2 separate regions of the Homo sapiens genome follow, and region 2 is linked to region 1. Evidence: chromatin loops called from intact Hi-C (ENCODE). Cell type or tissue: mammary epithelial cell. All regions are shown on one strand.

Region 1 (8,000 bases):
TGGAAATCTTATTTGGAAAGAAAGAATTGCAACTTGGGACATACATGCAGACTGGGTGGTCTTCGGTATGTCTGCAGAACAAAGAGAAGCTTAGAGGTTTCATTGTAAAAAGAGAAATGTTATGTTTTGCTCTCAGGAAGTTCATTGGCACTAGTAAGGTTTTGAGGAGCTGACAAGTTTTGATTGGTAAGTGACAGCAATGGGTTAAACTATTCTTAGAGTTTTGGGAGATTGTTTCAGTAGCTATAGATAGGACTGGTTTCAGGTTATAGCAGGTAGTTTCAGCAGCCAGGCTTGCAGAGAATTTTTACATTCTTGGAGCAATGTTTCGTGTCCTAAGTGCCTTACCCTCTGCCCTCTCAAATCTATTTTAATTGGGTATGACAAGAATGACCCAAATGGTACGATCAACTTTCACAAGTGACATGATTCAACTTTTTCTGATTTCAAAGGCCCATTCTGGCTGCTGTATTGAGAAGAGAATGTGGTGGACAGATATAGAAGCATGGAAACCTGATAGGGCTATTGCAATCACTCAGAAAAGAGGCGATGGCAGCTTGGACCTGTTGGAAGCAGTAGAGTGGTAAGAAGCGATTTCATTCTGGCTATGTTTTAAAAATAGAACCAACAGGATTGGCTGAGAGATTGGATGGATTTTAAGAGAAAGAATGTCTGAGGGTTTTGTTTTGTTTTGCTTTCACAAACTAAAATGATGAGGATTTTTTCTTCTTTTTTTAAGTCTAAGCAACATGCTTACACACATATTCCAACTCATCACACTGTGTCATAAATTTCTTTTCTACCTCTTCTACTTTGTGCTAAGCTAAGGGCAGACCTTGTGTTGTATTCACCTTTACATTCCCAATGCCTACTGCAGCGTTCAATAAATATTTGTTGAGTAAATGAACATTAAGTGTGGCAGATGTGAATTCACATTGGACCCAACACTGTCCTTATCATCTCCCTCCTAAGATACGTTTTGCCTCAAGTATGAAAGTCCATTTGCTGATCTCTGCAGAGAGGCTGAGTTCAGGCTCCACTTGCTGACCTTCCTTTCAGGACTTTATTCATTTTCTATTACTGTGTGTGATATTGTGAATATATGTGTGTGTGTGTGTGTGTGTGTGTGTGTGTATGGTCTTCATTCTTGTTTCCTGGCATACAGCTCCTAAAATCCTTGGAATCTCAAGTGATTGATAAGAATGACTTTTGTATGCTAATGAGATGACTGCAGGTCCCTAGGACAGGGACTGGCCACAGGAAATGCCAGGGCATGATTTGACTTTCAGCCCTACTCTCCAGCTTCCAGGGAGGAGAAAGGACCTGAAGGTTAATTTGATCACCAATGGCCAATGATGTAATCAGTTATGCCTATGTAATGAAGCTTCCGTAAAAACCAAAAGGATTGGGTTTGATTGAGCTTCTGGATAGCTAAACATGTGGAAGTTCCTGGAGGATGGTGGTCCTAAACAGGGTATGGAAGCTCCATGCCCTTTCCTATATGCCTTACACTATCCATCTATTCCACCTGGCTGTTTAACTGTATCCTTTGTAATATCCTTTATAATAAGTGGGTAAAAGTAAGTAAAGTGTTTATCTGAGTTCTCTGAGCAGTTCTAGAAAATTAATCAAACCTAAGGAGGGGGTTGTTGGAATTCCTGATTTATAGCCAGTTCTTCAGAGGTATAGGTGACAACCTGCTATTTGTGACTGGCATTGGAAGTAGGAAGAAGTCTTATGGGACTGAGCCCTCAACCTATGGAGGCTGATGCTACATCCAGGTAGGTAAGTGTCAAAATTAAATTGAATTAGAGGACACCCAGTTGTTGTCTGCTGCAGAATTCATTGGTGTATAGGAAAAAGGTCTCCCTCACCCCAACTCTGGTGTCAGAGTATTGAATGTATTGTTTAGTGAACAGAGGTGGTCTGTATTGAGAGTTAAGGTGGGAAAAACACTCTGTTTTGTCCCATATCTTACACCATGTAACAGATTACCACAAATGTAGTCACTTAAAACAATACACATTTATTATCTCACATTTTCCATGGATCGGGAATCCAAGCACAATTAAGCTGGGTCCTCTGTTATAATCTCACAAGACTGCAATCAATGTGTAAGGCTGTGTTTTCATCTGGAGGCTCAAATGGGGAAGAATCTGCTTCCAAGCTCATTCAGGTTGTGGGCAGAGTTCATTTCCTTGTGGTTTTGGGACTGAGGGTTCCAGATTTTTGCTGGCTGTTGGCTGGAGGCTTTTCCTAGAGGCCACTGCAGTTCTTTGTTCTGTGAGCTTCTCCAGCACGTCCACTTCATCAAGCCACAGGAGAGTCTTTAACTTGCTAAAAAATGTTATATACACAGTGACATGTTTTGGCTGTGTGCCCACCCAAATCTTGAATTGTAGCTCCCATAATTCCCACATGTCATGGGAGGGACCCAGTGGGAGGTAATTGAATCATGAGGGTGGGTCTTTCCCGTGCTGTTCTCGTGGTAGTGAATATGACCCATGAGATCTGATGGTTTTATAAAGGGAAGTTCCCCTGCACAGGCTCTCTTGCCTGCTGCCATGTAAGATGTGCCTTTGCTCCTCCTTTGTCTTCTGCCATGATTGTGAGGCCTCCCCAGCCATGTGGAACTGTGAGTCAATTAAACTTCTTTCCTTTATAAATTACTCAGTCTCATGTATGTCTTTATGAGCAGTGTGAGAACAGATTAATATACGTAGTAATCACAGGAGTGACATCCTCATCCCCTTTGCTTTATTATATTAGTTAGAAGCAAGTCACAGGTCACACCCACACTCAAGGGGAGTGGATTACACAAAGGCCTGAACACTAGGAGGTGGAAGTCATGGTGGGGGGGTGTCAAAATGACTTTCATCATTAGAAATGTGTTTGTTTGTTTCCTATCCCAACAATTTTGACCCCACGTTAGTTCTGGTACAGCATGACCCCCAGACCTGGGTTGTCCAATATGGTAGCCACTGGTCCCATATATGGCTAGTGTGACTGAAGAACTGAGTTTATAATTTTTAAAAAATTTTAATGAATTTAAATTTAAATTGGTACTCCATTCGGTTATTGGAAAAATGTTTGTGTTTTTAGAACAGCTTGGGTATATAAATCTACTTTTTCAACTGTACATTTTATGAAATCTAGACACTGATAGGTATCTCCATTGAAAATTCAGTGTTCAAATTGAGATGTGCCTTTCGCTGTAAAATACAGACCAGTTTTCAAAGACTTGGTATGAAAAAAATAAAGCATCTCCTTAATAATTTAAAAACGAGTTACATGTTGAAATGATAACATCCCCTATATGTTGGGATAAGTAAATATATTATTAAAAACAATTCCATGTTTTTGTTTTTATTTTTTAAAAAACAGGTTACCAGAAAATTTAAAGTTACGCCAGTCACTCCCATTCTATTGCTGAGAGAAAATACAGAGCGGTGAAGAGCTTACAGTCGGGTGAGCAAGATACGCCCCCAATGTTAGCTAATGATGTAAGGCATCAACAAGAAATGTGGGGGTTCAGGAAAGTGGAAGGTGGGGTCGTCCAAAGCCTGGGAAAGTCTTCAGTTGAAGGCGAGACAGATGGGACTATTAGTGAGTTTCGAGAGATCCAACGCCTCGCCGCCTTCGCTTCATTTTTGTCTCACGCCCCACCCTTGAACGCGCGGCGCCTTTTGACCCCGCCGCCGCGCCGTAGACCGCGCTGCACGCCGGCGGCAGCCATGGCGGATGTGTCAGAGAGGACACTGCAGTTGTCCGTGCTAGTAGCCTTCGCTTCTGGAGTACTCCTGGGCTGGCAGGCGAACCGACTGCGGAGGCGCTACTTGGACTGGAGGAAAAGGAGGCTGCAGGACAAGCTGGCGGCGACGCAGAAGAAGCTGGACCTGGCCTGAGACTCTGCGCCTTCCGCCCCATTCTGTCCCCCTCATGGCCACCTTGCCATGTCCGCGCCGGAGCCCCGGTCCGCCGGCGCCCAGAACCAGGCTTGCCACACAGTCCCCGCCTGCCATGGCCGGCTCTTCCTGGAGTGTTGGTGAGCAGTACACATAGTGACATTGCAAAGGGAGACTTTGGGGTCGGGCGGATATCTTAGGATCAACTCTGGCTAGGTCGCAGAAGACAGGACTTGTTCCCACAGACACCAGAAGGTGGAAGTTTTGTCTTCCCTGATAACTTGCTCTTCGGTATCTTGGTTTGGTTCACTGGGTGTTTAATGAGAATGTCTTACCAACGTGCTATGTCGTCGTTCATCCTGACAACATTAAACATCAGTATAGAAAATACTGGAAAGAACAAAAGAAAAAAAGAACCAGGGAGGTGATCTTGCCACCCCCAATTCTTTTCAGTAACATCCTTGTTAGCACATCTTCGCCTTGGCGATTGTAAACTCCAAACTGAATTCTTAGGTTGTTGGCAGCCTGGTAAAGTGGAAAGAGCAGTGGCCTGGAAGTCAGGAACCTTGCATCCAGTCTTAGCTCTTCAGAAGAGCTGTGCATGATCAATTTTCAGGACCTCAGTTTTCTTGTCGTAAACCAGATCTTATGGTTCATGGTTTAATACCACAGTACGGCTTGAAGTTTCAGATTGTGTATTTCTAATTTTTTTCTCTTTTCTGTTTCTAACAGCTTGTTGAAGATGCATATAGACTACCGGAAAGAAATGACTTCTTCTTGCACTTTATGAATCAATTTTATTTTTAAAATAAAAAAATTAAACATCTTTGACCCTTTTATTTTTTCATAAGGGGAAGTATCATGTTTTTCTTGCACCTTACTGCATCAAGAGATCTGCATTTTCAAAACTGACTTACTAGTGTTTTTGAGCAGATGTGTTATGTAACTCGTGCCCCTTCTTTGGTACAGGCACAAAGCAGACTTGGCCGTGGGACCATTATGGGTTCTTTTACCGAACTTTTTGGAAAGCAGGGGGCTGTGTAAACATAACTGAGGTAAGGGTGCTATATGTAAGACCTTTGAACTTCCAAGAGTAACAGTGTATTCCTTGGCCCTGCTCAGGCCTATAATCCCAGCACTTTAGGAGGTTGAGGTGGGAGGACCACTTGAGCCCAGGAGTTGGAGACCAGCCAGGGCAACATGGGGAGACCCAGTCTCTACAAATAACTTACAAATTAGCTGGCCGTGGTGGCACACACCTGTGAGTCCAGCTAATTTGTAAACCAGAGGCTGAGGCAGGAGGATCACCTGAGCCTAGGAGGTTAAGGTTGCAGTGAGCTGTGATCTCACCACTGCACTCCAGCCTGGATGACAGAGCGAGACCCTGTCTCAACCCAAAACGAAACAGTGTGTTCCAAGTACAGAGTATAAGTTTTTTCTTTTTTCTTTTTTATTTGAGACAGAATTTCACTCTTGTTGTCCAGGCTGGAGTGCAATGGCACAATCTCGGCTCACTGCAACCTCTGCCTCCTCGGTTCAGGCAATTCTACTGTCTCAGCCTCCCAAGTAGCTGGGACTACAGGCATGTGCCACTATGCCTGGCTAATTTTTGTATTTTTAGTAGAGATGGGGTTTCATCATGCTGGTCAGGCTGGTCTCGAACTCCTGACCTCAGGTGATCCACCGGCCTTGGCCTCTGAAAGTGCTGGGATTACAGGCATGAGCCACTGTGCATGGCCAGTGTATAAGTTTTTATTGGCAAAAATCTCTTTTACGTGTCATTATGGAATACACATGAAGGAGAAACCCTCCTGAACAGAGCTTAGTGATAAATCCTACCTATATCTAAAAATCAAGAGTGAGTGCCTGGTTCCTTTGATTTGCAAGGAGTGTTTCTAGAACACCACCCTTGCTCATTCCTACAAAGATTAATTCCGTGTCTCAACCTCATGTTAACATAGGAAAGTTGTTTCCACATGAAGCACCCGCCACCGTCCCCCCATTTTAGTGGGGCTATTATGCCTTATTACCTCCAACTTTGTTTTCATTCTGCGAATGTAGTAGTCAAGGATTGAAATGGTTCCTGGAGCTCAGTCCCATCTGGGCCGCAGTTTGCTGAAGCTTCCTAGTGTCCACCCCTAATTGAGGCTCCAAGAGTTGAGACTCTTTGAGACAAGGTAGGTTTCTTGAGGGACATATTACCCCCAAACTGTTGGAATGTGCCTGGTTAAGCATCTGGATTGTGACTGGCCTAGTTCTGCCTGTTTGGACCCATTCTTGTGCCATGTTCCTGGTGGACCTGGTCCTTCCAATGTTGATTCTTTCTTTCTCATTGCTTATGTACAGCACCCTGACACAGTCATGCCCCTCTCCTGTCTCTCCTCTAGGTATCCCTGCCTCTGGGCATGTGTTACTTCCGAGTCCTGTCCATATCCTTATGGGATTTTTAGCCACTCTGTGCTGCTCCTAATTTTCTAGTTTTCTGCTTACTACCTTTTTACACTGTGACTGTACTCCCCAGTTCTGTAGTGGGCAGTTACCTTTGACGTTACCTCTGTCACTTTTTCTACCTTTGCTCTACTTAAATGTGGTAGTTTTTTCCCCCCCAAAATACTGTGGAGATAGTACTTTTCCTACGTTAGCCAAAACTGGAAATGGAAAGTTGGGAGCCAGGAGTCAGTGCCAGTCATAACTTGGAAATGACACACTGTTGACTCCTTGAATCTATATTCCCCCACCTCCATTTTTCACTGCCATTTAGTCATGGCATCTACATGTCTTGGCCCACTTTTACTACCCTACCCTGCCTCCTTTTCTCCCCCAATATGGGCTTCCCAGACCACCTGTTCTATTCCACATTGCTTCAGCCATACTCCGGACCTTATCATCAACAGGCTTGGACTTTTTTATATTGTACTTGTCTGTTTAGTCTCGGGGTAACGCCACCTCATTAGGACAGCTTACATCCTCTACATCTCCTATAGAACTGCCCACTCTGGAGACTATTAGTTGTCTCACCCTTCCAGTTAACCTCATAAGTCATCCTGGGCTCCCTGGTCAGATTAGACTCCATCCCTTCTTGTACATTTACCTTCACCACTGCTTTTGCTCTTTTGAGCCACTGAACTTGAAAGAAAGACTTCACCTTTCTCACTTGGCTCACTACAAATTCGTTCTATTGTGACTGCATCTGTCTCATTTCTTAGCACCTGAGTTCCTGAAACTCCCAGTTTTCTTGATGCCTTTCATTCCTAGTAGATCAACCATATGAGAAGATAAAGGCTGTTAGCTGGGAATTCCTTCATCCTACTCAATAGTTTTGTCTAGAGCAGTAGTTTTCAACAGGGCTACACATTATAATCATCTAGGGAGCTTTAAAAATACTAATTCTTGCATGCCACTGTCCAGACATTTTGATTCATGTCATTTGGAATATGGCCTGGGTATTAGAATTTTTAGTTCTTCAGGTGATTGTGATGGTCACCTGAGGTTGAAAACTACTGTTTTTGAAGCTCTGTCTCATTAGGTTTCCTTTACCAGGAGAGAAGACACACGGGCCCTTTCCAAGGCTGTCTCCTCTTTGGCCTCTGCAGAATTCTGCATCTCCCTCAGGACCTTTCTTGTTCTCCAGTACATCATCTCTGTTGCGTCTGCAGTCTCTGCCTGCTTTCTATTTACAAATGCATATTTTTTCTTTTCTTTTTTTTTTTTTTTTTTTTTTTGAGACGGAGTCTCACTCTGTCCCCCAGGCTGGAGTGCAGTGGTGTGATGTTGGCTCACTGCAACCTGTGCCTCCCGGGTTCAAGCGATTCTTGTGCCTCAGCCTCCCCGAGTAGCTGGGATAACAGGTGCCTGCCACCATGCCTGGCTAACAAATGCATGGATTTTGACTTAAAATTTATTTTAGTTGATGTTATCATTTGCCAATATTTTCTTTCCAAATATTTTGCCCATTGGTCTGCTGTGATCTGCCCTCTGCACCTTCCAGAAACATTAATATCTATGGCTCTTCTGAATCCTCACATTTTACCTTGAGGGTATTTGATGAGGCCACTTTGTCCCTTGAAATTCTCCTTCCCTTGCTTCTCTAATACA
Region 2 (8,000 bases), 54 kb after region 1:
CTTACTCCCATTCATGTGAACACCCTTTATAGCTCTATGTCCCCTAATAATTATTTTATTTATTTGCTTGTCTACTTATTTTCTAAGAAAATTTTCCTCCCATTCAACTGTAAACTATGGAGGGCAGGGGACATATCTCTGATTTATCTTTGTATTTCTAGAACCTGGTGTAGCATCTGGCAAGAGTAGAAGCTCAAAAATTATTTCTCGAATGGATAAATGATGTTATTAAAAGTATTATTCATGACTAAAGCATGGAGGAAGAGCATAAAATGCTTTTGTGTTAAGAAGTAAAACTAACGACTTTGTTTTTTCTGAAGTCTCCAAAAAGTGCTCATAGATTTCTGCATTTTACAAAAATATTTGAATGAATCCTTGTCATCATGGGGCATATTATTGGCCTAAAAGTCTTTCTTAAAGGTGCTTTAAGATGATCTTTTATGTGTTTGTATCTGTAAGTTTTGTACTGCTGTTTTTATCCATAAATCTATATTGGCGCTTCTATTTTGGAAAGCAAGTTCTTAGTAAGCAGCGTGGCATTTTGGAAGTGCCTGTACTCTAGTTCATAGCATAACATTATGGATTTTTGATTTGGAGTTTCTTTCTTTGTAAGAAAATGAAGAAAAAATGATTTTTTCAGGGAATCAATTTCGAGCAAATTACTTCTTACAACCAGAGCTCATGCCTTCACAACTGGCCTTCAGAGATCTGATGTGGGATGCTACAGAAGGCACTGTAAGTATAGTTACTATCAGTAAAAGTGTAACTCTTCCAGATTTTGTCATAGTTGCAATTAGACAAACAACATGTTAATTGACTAATGAATTATAAAAAACAAAAAAATTGTTTATGATAATTTTGAAAATAGCGATATTTTTATAACTAAGGCAGAATTTGGACTTGCTACCTTGACTTTATCTTGTTTCTCTTCTCCATTGCACTCTTCTCTCATTGTTAGAAAGGAAATAATACTAGGTTTCTATCTTAATCATTCTTTGCCTCAATTTCTTCATCTGTAAAGATGGAGTAATAGTAATGCTTCCAACATAAAGTTATTTTGATAATTATGTGTGTGAAGGGTTTTGAATAATGCCTGGCATATGAAAAGAACTCAATAGATGTTAGCCATTATTATCATTTATAGTAGTAGTAGCAGTAGTAGTAGTATTTTTGAGACAGGGTCTCCCTCTGTCACCCAGGCTAGAGGGCAGTGGTGTGATCATGGCTCACTGTAACCTCAAATTCCTGGGCTCAAGCGACCCTCCCACTTCAGCTTCCTGAGTAGCTGGGGCCACAGGCCTACACCACCATGCCCAGGTAATTTTTGTATTTTTTGTAAAGATGGGGTTTTGCCACGTTGCCAGGCTGGTCTCAAACTCCTGAGCTCAAGCAATCTGCCCTCCTATCCCTCCCAAAGTGCTAGGATTACAAGTGTGAGCCACCAGTCCCAGTCTAATATAAGTTATTTAAATGAAAAGGCTTATGACCGTAAAGCAGAATGTAAAGTTTAATGAATTGAAGCTGTTCTTAAAAAATAAAAAATCAGAATGCCAATTTATTTACTCACAATCTGAATTATACCTATGAAGCAGATCTGAATAAATATATCAGATAGTGCATTCTCTCTGTTAAAACACCTATTAAGAAACTAAGGAACTATGCAGATAATTGCTTGGAATAAAAAATAGTGGGGATAATCTTAATGCCAGGTGGCATTGGTTTTATGCTGCGTTAGCCTTCTGCACTTACCCACATTCTGTAGGAGTGAACCGGGACTGGAATACAGTGATTCTATAGTCATAGATCATATACATTTTGCCTGCCAATATTTATTGTTCCTTTCATCACAGCTTTTAAGTATTTAAGAAAAATGCAATATTTCAAATGTAACTCTATGAAAAATTTACCTAAAATGACTGATTTAATTTTCAATGAACAGAGTATTGAAACTTTTATTGTATATGTGTAAATTTTTTCTTTTTTAAAAATTCTGTATACATTTTCATAAGCCGAATTCACAAAAGACAGATTTGTGTTAGAAATCATAAAAATAAACTTTTTTATAACTAATTTTTCTTTCAGATTAGGTCGAGACCAAGTCGTATTTCATTGATTCTGACATTATGGAGCTGTAAAATGATTCCTCTTCCAGGAATGAGCATACAGGTTCTCAGCAGACATGTACGCCTCTGTCTATTTGATGGTAATAAGGTAAGGTTACTGAGAAGTAAATCAATTCATACTAGGATTATGGAGAAACATTCCCTTAGATTCTTTTCCATTCAACTCCTCCCCAATTCCCAAGAGAGTATTTTTTACCTAGTACCAAAGAAAAATTTGAATGACTCTTTGAAAAATTCATTTTTTAAATGAGATACAGGTTAAACAGTACTTAGATGGAAATTTATAGTTTTAATTGTGTATATTAAAAAAAAGATAAAAGATTTAAAGTCAGTGATCTAAGCTAGCAAATCAAGAGGCTAGAAAAAGAAGAGTGAGTTAAACCTGAAGAAAGTAGAAAGTGGGAAATAATACAGATAAGAGTAGAAATTAATGAAATAGAAAACAGATGGACCAAAGAGAAAATTTTAAAAAAGACAAAAGTTGATTCTTTGAAAACATTAATAAAACTGAAAGATGCATAGTGAGACTATTAAGACTTTTTTAAAAAGTAAAAGAAAACAAACTATTAACATCTGACATGGAAATAGAGACATTATCACAGATCCTTCAGACATTAAGAGGCCAATAAGGAGATATTATAAACAGCTTTATACCAGTAAATTTGACAACATTGATGAAATAGATAAATTCCTGGAGAACCATAATTTACTGAAACTGGCATAAGAAGAAATAGAAAATGTGAATAACCTCTGGTAAAGATATTAAACCTATAATTAAAAAAAAATCTTGCCACAAAGAAAACTTCAGGCCTAGGTGGCTTCACCTGTGAATTTCTTCAAACATTTAAAGAAGAAATAATACCAATCTTATACAAATTCTTCCAAGGAACAGATGAAGGAGAAATGTTTCCCAACTTATTTCATAAGGCCAGAAAAAACATGACCCCAGAATATGACAAGACATTACAAGAAAGGAAAATTACCAGACAGTATCCTTCATAGATATAGAAAGTAAAATTCTAAACAAAATATTATTAAATTGAATCTAGCAATATATAAAAAGGACATTATGTCATAACCAATTGGGGTTTATTTCAGGAATTCAAATGTACATTCCTGGGTAATCACATTTAACATTTGAAAATCAATCATTATAATTTGCCATAAGAAAAATCATATGATCATCTTAAGAGGTAAGGAAAAAACATTTGACAAATTTCAACACCCATTTATGATTTTTAAAAAATTATCTACAAACTAGGAATAGAAGGGAGAGTCCTCAAATTGCAAAATGCAACAAGAAAAAACCTAAAACTAGCATTATCTTACTTAACAGTGAAATACTGAACACTTTTTTCCTAAGACCAGGAACAAGTCAAAGATATCCAAGAAATAAAAAGATAACTCAGTTTTCTAAAGGGACAAAAGACTTGAATAGCCTCTTCAAAAAAGAAGTATCAAAAACCACTAGAAGTATAAAAAGATAGTCAACATGTAAGAAGTCATCAGGGAAATGCAAATGAAAACCACAGTGAGAGAGACTGACCTATATGTTATATATAAGAAGCCCACCTTAAATATTATGCTATAGGTAGCTTAAGAGAAAAAAAGGATGAGAAAAGATATACCATTCAAAGTAGACTTCAGGCACTACATAGTGATAAAAGAGATCGTTCACCAAGAAGACATAGTAATCCTAAGTGGGTACATACCTAACATCTGAAATTTAACACACAAGAAATAAAAATGGTTAGAACTGAAAAGAGAAACCGACAAAGTCACAATTATAGTTGGGGCCTCTATTATAGTTGGGGAGTTTAACACTTCTCTCTCAGTAATATAGGACAAGCAGACAGAAAATTAGTAAGGATGTAAGAGAACTGTATAACATATCAACAAACTGGATTAGATTGATATTCACATAACACTTCACCTCAAAATAGTAAAATACACTTTCTCTTAAGTACATATGGAATAGTCACCAATATAGACGGTCCTGGGTCAGAAAACAAACCTAGACAAATTGAAAAGAATTGGAATCATATAATATATGGTCCTTGATTACATGGAATTAAATTTGAAATCAGTAACAGGAAGATAAATGGAAAAATACTTAAATACTTGTAAATTTAAAAACTACTTCTAAATAATCAAAGGGTTAAAAGGAAATTTCATGGGAAATTAGAAAATATTTTGAACTGAACAAAAAATGAAAATGCAACATATCATAATTTGTGGAATGTTAGCTAAAGCATTGCTTAGAGGGACATTTATAGCACTAGATGCTTATGTTAGAAAAGAATTCTCAAATCTACAGTCAAAGCTCCTTCCTGAGAAGACAGTGCTGCTTGAGCTGATAACGGTCAATGTGAAATTAAATGAGTTAATGTAAGGGAAGTTATCAGAGTGATGTTATACATGGAAAGAACATAGTTCTTTCAAAGAGTGTCTGGATGAGAGGTGGTGATGATAACTTAGAGAGGTGGAGGTGGAGATGAGAGATGTGGATAGAGATATCTGGGAGTAAAAATCAACGAAGCTTGGTGATGGACTGGATATGGAGGAGAGAGGAGGAGTGGGGTATAGGCATGACACCTAGTCTCTGACTTCCGCATCTGGATGGATGGTGGCAACATTCAATGAGATGGGGAACACTGGAAGAGGACCACGTTTGGAGGAGTTGACATGGGCTTGGTTTTGCACATGCTGAGTATACTGCTAACCCCCAGCATGAAGAAAATGCCTTTATTTCATCTGAACTTGGGGTAAAGAAATGAACTTATGTTATGACGGTAATCCTCCCTCACTTCCATAATACATTCTGCACAAAATCACTGCCACAAATGAGCCAGTAGGTGTCCTCAGTGACCAAGAGCTGAATTGGTTTCTGTTTCATACATCTGGTTTGATACTTTTTCCTGTACCTCTCTGTGTTCTCATATATAAGAACATAAAAAGGAATGGAATTTTATTTTCAATAATATATCAAAATAATGAAATTTACTTTATGAAAGAAATTTATGTGAGATTTCCAAATTGAGAGTTATGGAACATATTTAATAGCTGCACAGATACTCGTGCTGTTTATGTAAGAGTGCTTCTTTAATAAATCTAAGCCTAGTTATGAATAAAAAGCATTGGGCTGGGCGCAGTGGCTCACGCCTGTAATCCCCGCACTTTGGGAGGCCGAGGCGGGCAGAGCACATGGTCAAGAGATCTAGACCATCCTGGCCAACATGATGAAACCGCGTCTCTACTAAAAATACAAAAATTAGCTGGACGTGGTGGCGTGTGCCTGTAGTCCCAGCTACTTGGGAGGCTGAGGCAGGAGAATCACTTGAACCCAGGAGGCAGAGGTTGCAGTGAGCCAAGATTGCGCCACTGCACTCCAGCCTGGTGACAGAGAGAAACTCTGTCTCAAAAAAAAAAAAAAACAGAAACCAAAACACATACACACACACAAAACCAAAGGCATTGTTGCCAAAACTAACTAATGAGACACAACTTCCAGTAATGTTTGAGTCAGCTCCTCTTGGACCACCCCACCCAGAGAGGGTAATTGTAAACTCTGGGCAAAGTAAAAAGCAACTACCTGAAGGCACTGCAGAGCATTCAGAAGCAGGCAGACACTGGAGAGGAGCCTCAAGCCTTTAGTCCACTGATTTATTTTTTTTCTCTTTGTTTTCTCTCTTTTTTGTTTGTCTCTTTTCTTTTTCCTATCTTCCTGTATTAGTTTGTTCTCACGCTGCTGATAAAGACATACCCAAGAAAGGGCAAATTACAAAAGAAAGGTTTATTGGACTTACAGTTCCGCATGGCTGAGGAGGCCTCACAATCATGGCAGAAGGTGAAAGGCACATCTCACATGGTGGCAGACAAGAGAACAGAGATTGTGCAGGGAAAACTCCCATTTTTAAAACCATCAGATCTCATGAGAATCATTCACCATCATGAGAACAGTGCAAGAAAGACCTGCCCCCATGGTGGCATGTGCCTGTAATCCCAGCTACTCAGGAGGCTGAGGCAGGAGAATTGCTTGAACCGGGACCTGGGAGGTGGAGGTTGCAGTGAGCCGAGATCATGTCACTACACTCCAGCCTGGACTACAGACTGAGACTCTTGTCTCAAAAAAAAAAAAAAAGAAAGACCTGCCTCCATAATTCAATCACTTCCTACTGGTTTCCTCCCACGACATGTGAGAATTGAGGGAGTTACAAGTCAAGATGAGATCTGGGTGAGGACACAGCCAAACCATATCATTCCTCCCCTAGTCCCTTCCAAATCTCATGTCCTCACATTTCCAAACCTATCATGCCTTCTCAACAGTCCCCCAAAGTCTTAACTCATTTCAGCATTAACTCAAAGTTCACAGTCCCAACATCTCATCTAAGATAAGGCAAGTCTCTTCTGCCTATGAGCCTGTAAAATCAAAAGCAAGCTAGTTATTTTCCAGATACAATGGAGGTACAGGCATTGGGTAAATGCAGCCATTCCAAATGGGATAAACTGGCCAAAACAAAGAGGCTACAGGCCCCATGCAAGTCCAAAATCCAGCTGGACAGTCAAATTTTAAAGCTCCAAAATGATCTCCTTTGACTCCATGTCTCACATCCAGGTCACGCTGATGTAAGAGGTGGGTTCACATGGTCTTGGGCAGCTCAGCCCCTGTTGTTTTGCAGGGTATAACCCCACTCCTGGCTGCTTTCATGGGCTGGCACTGAGTGTCTGCAGCTTTTCCAGCAGCACGGTGCAAGCTGTTGGTGGAGCTACTGTTCTGGGGTCTGGAAGATGGTGGCCCTCTTCTCACAGCTCCACTAGGTGGTGCCCCAGGAGGGACTCTGTGTGAGGGGGCTCCAACCCCACATTTCCCTTTCGCACTTCCCTAGCAGAGATTCTCCATGAGAGCCCCGCCCCTGCAGCAAACTTATGACTGGACATTCAGACATATCATACATCCTCTTGAAATCTAGGCAGAGGTTCCCAAACCTCAATTCTTGACTTCTGGGCACCTGCAGGCTCAATACCACATGGAAGCTGCCAAGAGTTTGGGCTTGCACCCTCTGAAGCCACAGCCTGAGCTTATCTTGGCCCCTTTTAGTCACAGCTGGAGTGGCTGGGACACAGGGCACCAAGTCCCTAGACTACACACAGCATGGGGACCCTCGGCCTGGCCCATGAAACCATTTTTTCCTCCTAGGCCTCCTGGCCTGTGATGGGAGGGGCTGCTGTGAAGACCTCTGACATCCTCTGGAGACATTTTTCACATTGTCTTGGGGAGTAACATTTGGCTCCTTGTTACCTATGCGAATTTCTGCAGCCGGCTTGAATTTCTCCTCAGAAAATGTGATTTTCTTTTCTATCGCATTGTCAGGTTGCAAACTTTCCAAACCTTTATGCTCCACTTCCCTTATGAAACAATGCCTTTAACAGCACCCAAGTCATGTCTTGAGTGCTTTGCTACTTAGAAATTTCTTCCAACAGATACCCTAAATCATCTCTCTGAAGTTCAGAGTTCCACAAATCTCTAGGGCAGGGGCAAAATGCCACCAGTCTCTTCACTAAAACATAACAAGAGTCACCTTTTCTCCAGTGCCCAACAAGTTCCTCATCTCCATCAGAGACTACCTCAGCCTGGACCTTATTGTTCATATCACTATCAGCATTTTTGTCAAAAAGCCATTCAGCAAGTTTCTAGGAGATTCCAAACTTTCCCACATTTTCCTATCTTCTTCTGAGCCCTCCAAACTGTTCCAACCTCTGCCTGTTACCCAGTTCCAAAGTTGCTTCCATATTTTTGGATATCTTTTCAGCAACACCCTACTCCTGGTCCCAATTTACTGTATTAGTTCATTCTCATGCTGCTGATAAAGACATACC

Evidence for each region. Hi-C counts contacts between places; a loop is a spot of excess contacts. Peaks named below come from ENCODE experiments on the same cell type or tissue, not always from the same donor. Only the 100,000 strongest peaks of a DNase experiment are listed, where the experiment ranks them.
Region 2: it touches region 1 in a loop (4-fold over the local background); 3 of 110 quality-filtered maps call a loop at or near these places.

What each region holds. Positions count from the first base shown.
Region 1 is chr2:110,208,260-110,216,259 of GRCh38, reverse strand. MTLN (mitoregulin) reads left to right here and starts at 3,713. Exons shown (of 2, transcript NM_001384134.1): 1 at 3,713-4,045; 2 at 4,638-4,731. The coding sequence starts at 3,735. The coding sequence ends at 3,905. RefSeq lists enhancers at 3,411-3,460, 3,561-3,810. In mammary epithelial cell, no CTCF peak of the experiment used is centred here; a DNase peak (open chromatin) is centred at 3,699; H3K4me3 peaks cover 1,308 bases; H3K27ac peaks cover 1,453 bases.
Region 2 is chr2:110,154,338-110,162,337 of GRCh38, reverse strand. NPHP1 (nephrocystin 1) reads left to right here. Exons shown (of 20, transcript NM_001128178.3): 10 at 641-735; 11 at 2,083-2,211. Among named protein-coding and RNA genes, the nearest start is that of MALL, 43 kb to the right of the region's middle. In mammary epithelial cell, a CTCF peak has its summit at 4,980; DNase peaks (open chromatin) are centred at 4,987 and 5,637; H3K27ac peaks cover 1,206 bases.